Regions from separate parts of the Homo sapiens genome. Here region 2 is linked to region 1. Evidence: chromatin loops called from intact Hi-C (ENCODE). Cell type or tissue: CD14-positive monocyte. All regions are shown on one strand. Links, peaks and the distances in the headings refer to the core of each region. The heading gives the core; the rest is flanking DNA. Region 1 overlaps AGPS (alkylglycerone phosphate synthase). Region 2 overlaps LOC100130691 (Putative uncharacterized protein FLJ44553).

The links. Hi-C counts contacts between places; a loop is a spot of excess contacts. Peaks named below come from ENCODE experiments on the same cell type or tissue, not always from the same donor. Only the 100,000 strongest peaks of a DNase experiment are listed, where the experiment ranks them.
Region 2: a loop joins it to region 1, with 2.3 times the contacts of the local background. A loop is called at or near these places in 8 of 110 quality-filtered maps.

What each region holds. Positions count from the first base shown.
Region 1 is chr2:177,403,793-177,406,718 of GRCh38, reverse strand. The region is part of intron 1 of AGPS (alkylglycerone phosphate synthase); the gene reads right to left. Among named protein-coding and RNA genes, the nearest start is that of AGPS, 12 kb to the right of the region's middle. In CD14-positive monocyte, for the core only: no CTCF peak of the experiment used is centred there; no DNase peak of the experiment used is centred there; H3K27ac peaks cover 350 bases.
Region 2 is chr2:177,351,455-177,354,380 of GRCh38, reverse strand. The region is part of intron 1 of LOC100130691 (Putative uncharacterized protein FLJ44553); the gene reads left to right. Among named protein-coding and RNA genes, the nearest start is that of MIR6512, 39 kb to the right of the region's middle. In CD14-positive monocyte, for the core only: no CTCF peak of the experiment used is centred there; a DNase peak (open chromatin) is centred at 1,530; H3K4me3 peaks cover 1,694 bases; H3K27ac peaks cover 1,823 bases.

The DNA of each region.
Region 1 (2,926 bases), core at 302-2,801:
AAAACAGTATTTTCCATGTTCATTGCTTCTACCAAAAGTCAAAATCTAGCAGTGTGTACTTTAAAACTTTGTTGATTCTCCAATGTGGATGAAATCCCAATTCTTAAACACAGCACCACTCTACATTTTCACCTTCTTTAACAGCTGTTCCCAGACACATTAAGTTATGACAATTCCTTATACACACCATGTCCTCTTATGTCTTCCTGTATATATCCCCTGTCTAAAATGCCCTTCTCTCCCTGGAGGCAACCAGTCTAAAAGTCACTTCTATAAAGCCTTTTCCTATCTTCTTCAAGAATTTATGGCTCTTTCTTCTGCATACAATGACTACAGCTACATCATATCTTTTATATATCTATATATCTCCACTGACTGTCAATCATTTTTGCAATGTTAGAATGTAGCACAGCACAAGCAGGCAGCAAGTACTGACACTTTCTCTGAACAAAGATTGGTCTGGTAATAGAATGAAGAATCATTTAAAGGCGGGAAACAAAAGAAAGGGAGACCAGGCTAGAAGTGAGACAATTAAGATTTCATCTAGGCTGGTGGCAATGAGAGAAAAGCAAAGTGTCTTGAGAGTCGATAATAGAGTCCATCTGACTTGGAGTCCATCTGATTTGTCAATGAACCAAATAAGGGATGGGGGATGGAGCTCAGCAAGAACTCATGACTCAGGTGTTGTTGGACTTGGGCATCTAAATAATGGCGGAAGTGAAGAGAAACAGTGGAGGACTGAGATTGGAGACTAAAATAATGACCTTACACATGAATGCTGAGTTGGAGAAACCAGCAAGATACTCAGATAGAAATACCCAATAATTAAAAATGTAAAAATGAGAGTTGAGAGTTAGAGATAATAACTTAAAGTTCCCCCAACAGTGGTAAAAGCTATTACAGTTCAAGTAGATGAAATGATTAAGGAAGAAAATGCAGAAGAAATGACTAAAAATTAATCTTAGGGATTTTTAAGCTTAGGAAGAGAAGGAAGTCAGCAAAACCATGGTCAGAAAGACAGGAAGGTGGGAAAAAAAAAAAAAAACAACAGAATAGTGCAATAACATGGAAGCTAAGAAGAGATAAGAACATCTACCAGGTACCAGAATTGGTTAAGAGGCTAAAAGTTTTATAATTAGGTTATTCATGGCTGTTAAGGCCTTTTCAAAAGAGTGATACGTGTGGAAAATTTCAAAACGTTATCTGAGCATGCTTTTAAGCAGCAGGAAAAATCAACAAAGAGAAAAAGATTGATGACTCAAGGAAAATCAATAGAATAATTCATGGAGCAGGATTATAGAGAAGGAATCATCAAAAACAATGAGCAGATAATCTGGTTGTATCATCTTTAAATGCATGATAACCAGAGTTGGTTCAGCTCATTTAGCTGCCTGGGCAGCTACCTATGTCCTATGACTACCACCACTTCCTTCCAGGCAATAACTGATTGCAGCAATGTAAACATGTAACCCAGGACTGGAAACAAGGGGTTCAATTATTCTGTGCTATTGGCTGAATTCCTGAAGGAGTGGGGCAGCCATATTTTACCATTTGGACAGAAGAGCAGAAAAAGCTGATCCACTTAGAGAAGCCTGCAGCAAATAGTAGCAAGAAGTGATACTAGTAAGAAACCTGATGGCTTTCTGGTTCTTGGCTCTAATTCCATCCTGAGGCCAAGCTCCATTCTTACCCTTGGGTTCTTTGGCACCCCTGTACTCTTAGAATAAATTTCCCTTTTCTGCTTTAACCTAGCTCAGATTAATACTTATAACAAATATCCCTCATTAGTATACATACCAAAATATGATAATTTTTTTAAGTTACCAATTGTATAAAATCTGAGTGCAGGCATGGCAAACTAGAATGTACTTTCTGAAAATAATGGCAGATGGCAGGTATGAACTTGGAAATAAAATCAAAATTAGAATAGTAGTCTAATAGTTGTAAAGCCAGAAATAATTTGTGAAGGCAAAACAAATACTATCTGGAAATCAAAGCCAACTGATATAAAAGAAAAAAGCAGAACCTTTCTGAAGGAGATTTAACTTCAAAAATGAAACTACCAATTTACTTTAAAATGCATCAAAACAAAATAGATTAATATTAGGTGGAAAAAAGAATGGATTAATGGATATGTGATAAGCACAGTAACATGTTAACAGTAGAATCTAGGTGGATGGTACACTAATGAGTATTGTGAAGTTCAATTCTGCAACATGTTTAAATACATGCAAAATGTTGGGGTGGGGGGCGGCAGGGAATGAAAACTGCTGACACCATAATCCTTAAATTACATCACTCCATGTAACAAGATTTGCCTGAACAGTAAATAGGAGCCATCTGAATAAGCACGGAATGTACATTATTTACTGATAGCAATAAGTGGTTTAAACTGATACATCTAGGCCAGTCGTCTTAGCTCTCCCTCCTTCTCATTACCCCCATAGACCCAGGCAGGGTTAAGCACTATTCCTTAGGCTCCCTGTGGTCATGTTTTGGTTTCCCCTTTAAAGACTCAGGCTAGAACATCTAATTTCCTTTTATCTAAATTTCTGGAAAGCTGCTTCCCTAAATTAGAAGATACAAACTTGCTCAAATATGATGTAGTCGTTCTCCAAAGATTCCGATGATTTTCAATTTTTTATTACTTGTCAGAATTAAGTCCAAACAAGCAATCGTTCCTTATTTCTGTCCACGCCCAATGAGATCAGCGAATGATGTATTCCAATGCTCTTTGACTCATTAAGGCCCTTTTTTAAAAATGTGCCTTAAGGAAATTATTAAGGATTTAATTGTAAAAAGCTTACCACAGCATTCTCTATAATAGGGAAACACTGGAAACAAATATAACACCGTCCTCATCAGATAAATGGTACCTACATATAATACAATACTTCCTGAGTCACTGAAAATGATTTTACACATT
Region 2 (2,926 bases), core at 197-2,696, 52 kb after region 1:
ATCCAGCAATCCCACTACTGGGTATCTACCCAGAGGAAAACAAGTCATTATTCGAAAAAGAACATGGACATGCATGTTTATAGCAACACAATTTGCAGTTGCAAAATCGTGGAGCCAACCCAAATGCCCATGAATCAACGAGTGCATAAAGAAACTGTGATATAGGCTGGGCACACTGGTTTATGCCTGTAATCCCAGCACTTTGGGAGGCCGAGGTGGGCGGATCACCTGAGGTCAGGAGTTTGAGACCAGCCTGGCCAACATGGCAAAACCCCGTCTCTCCTAAAAGTACAAAAATTAGCCAGGCATGGTGGCGGGTGCTTGTAATCACAGCTACTCAGGAGGCTGAGGCAGGAGAATCGCTTGAACCCGGGAGGCGGAGTTTGCAGTAAGCTGAGATCGCACCACTGCACTCCAGCCTGGGCGACGAGAGCAAGACTCCATCTCAAAAAAAAAGAAAAAGAAAGAAACTGTTATATTTATATATATAAATATATATATTTATATATATTTTTATATATATATAAATATATATATTTATATATATATAATATATATGATGGAATACTGCTCAGCCATAAAAAGGAATGAATTAATGGCATTTGCAATGACCTGGATGAGACTGAAGACTATTATTCTAAGTGAAGTAACTCAGGAATGGAAAACCAAACATCCTGTGTTCTCACTGATATGTGGAAGCTAAGCTATGAGGACGCAAAGGCTTAAGAATGATACAATGGGCTTTAGGGGACTTGGGGGGAAGGGTGGGAGGGGGCAAGGGATAAAAGACTACAAACAGGGTGCAGCGTATACTGCTCAGGTGATGGGTGCACCAAAATCTCACAAATCACCACTAAAGAACTTACTCATGTAACCAAATAACACCTGTACCCCCGTAACCTATAGGAAAAAAAATTAAGTTATAAAGGTATATTTATTTCTATGGTTAAAGAAAAAATTCCCCTTGTTATAGAAAACTGAGGTGTCTGGAAAAGAAGCCTGAGACTTGGCTGCCCTGGGGAAGGATCCTAGGCGGCTGTGGTTGAAGAAACTTACATGAACCCACGTCCTTGGCAAGAGTGCTTGGTTTCCTGAATTGTTAGGAAAGTTGTTGAGAAACTGAGGACTGTAGTGAAGGGAGAATATTTGTTTTAGACAATAACAGATGATAGTATGAACAAAAACAGGTGGTGGCAATCAATTCCTAGTCGGGAGCCCAGAGAAAGGAATCCACATTTGGATCCTGTCTCAGTTTAATAAGATTCTTTGAAATGTAGCAGAGAAGGCTCCTGTTGCCTTCAGTAAATGGCTTGCTTGCTTTTTTTCCCACTCAAATCTATACAGTATAAGCTTTTGGACCTTGCTTTCCATACTATATTAGACCAAAAGTTGCACTTAGAAAATCTCCATCTTATACAATCTCCTCACTTTAAGTGAGAAAACAAAGGTGCAGACTTGCCAAGCGTCAACCCGTTATTACTAAAATTCCTGTCCCAGAGCTTACTTCATATGACATGAAGTTCCTGTTTCCACAACAGCAGCCAAACCCTATCTGCTCCCTGTTTCCTTCTCCTTTTTGTAATGAAATGATAGAAGTTGGGGACTCGAAATAATTTTCACTGAGTGTATATAACCCTCAGAACCTTTATTATGCTTCACTTCAACAAATATTTACTAAGTAACTACAATGTCCAAGCCTTAGCACTACTAAGTTGTTGTTCCTCCAGCAGATAAGGGCCTCAAACATAGTTGCAGCTAAGATTCTCTCTAAAGGTTTATTTCATCTCCACCCAAAACAGGAAGGCCTGGGAACTTGTACCAATATATTTCTTTCTTTCTTTCTTTTTTTAAGATGGAGTCTTGTTCTGTCATGTTACCCAGGCTGGCATGCAGTGGTGCAATCTTGGCTCACTGCAACCTCTGCCTCCTGGGTTCAAGCAATTCTCCTGCCTCAGACTCCCAAGTAGATGGGACTACAGGTGCATGCAGCCACGCACAGCTAATTTTTGTATTTTTAGTAGAGACAGGGTTTCTCCATGTTGGCCAGGCTGGTCTCAAACTCCTGACCTCAGGTGATCTGCCCACCTCGACCTCCCATAGTTCTAGGATTACAGGCACAAGCCACGGTGCCCAGCCAATATATTTCTTTAACTCAGTACAGCTAACACATATTTACTTATCATCCTTTTCTTTCTAGCTGATTACAGGTTTCCTCTTTTCTTTTTTGTCTTCCTGGTATCCTTGTCTGTTCCCTCTGTTTAAAGTTTTGCACAAGGTTCTGGGAAAGAATTGAGGAATGCTTAGGGTGTGACCCCACAAGCCAAATCTTGCACAGTTTCAGTATATGGGGATTAAGAAAAGATGACTGATTCTTGACGTTCTGGTCTGACTTTGGGCTTGGTTCGAGAGTGTGGGGATTCTAGTGTAATGGAAAAGAGAATATAACTAAAAGTGGTGCAGATTTGTTAGTCTAAAATCTGGTCCCTGCTTAGAGATACTCTGATTCCTCTCACTGCTATGGAACAGACACACACACCCACACACCACCCCAGCTGATGTTGTCACACTCACACACACACACACCACCCCAGCTGATCTTGTCACACACACACCACCCCAGCTGACCTTGTCACACACACACACACACCACCCCAGCTGATCTTGTCAAACACACACACACACACCACCCCAGCTGATCTTGTCAAACACACACCACCCTAGCTCATCTTGTGTGTCTCTCTCACACACACACACCACCCTAGCTCATCTTGTCTCTCTCTCTCTCACACACACACACCACCCCAGCTCATCTTGTCATACACACCACCCCAGCTGATCTTGTCTCTCTCTCTCTCTCTCTCAATCTCACACACACACACACCACCCTAGCTCATCTTGTCTCTCTCTCTCACACACACACACCACC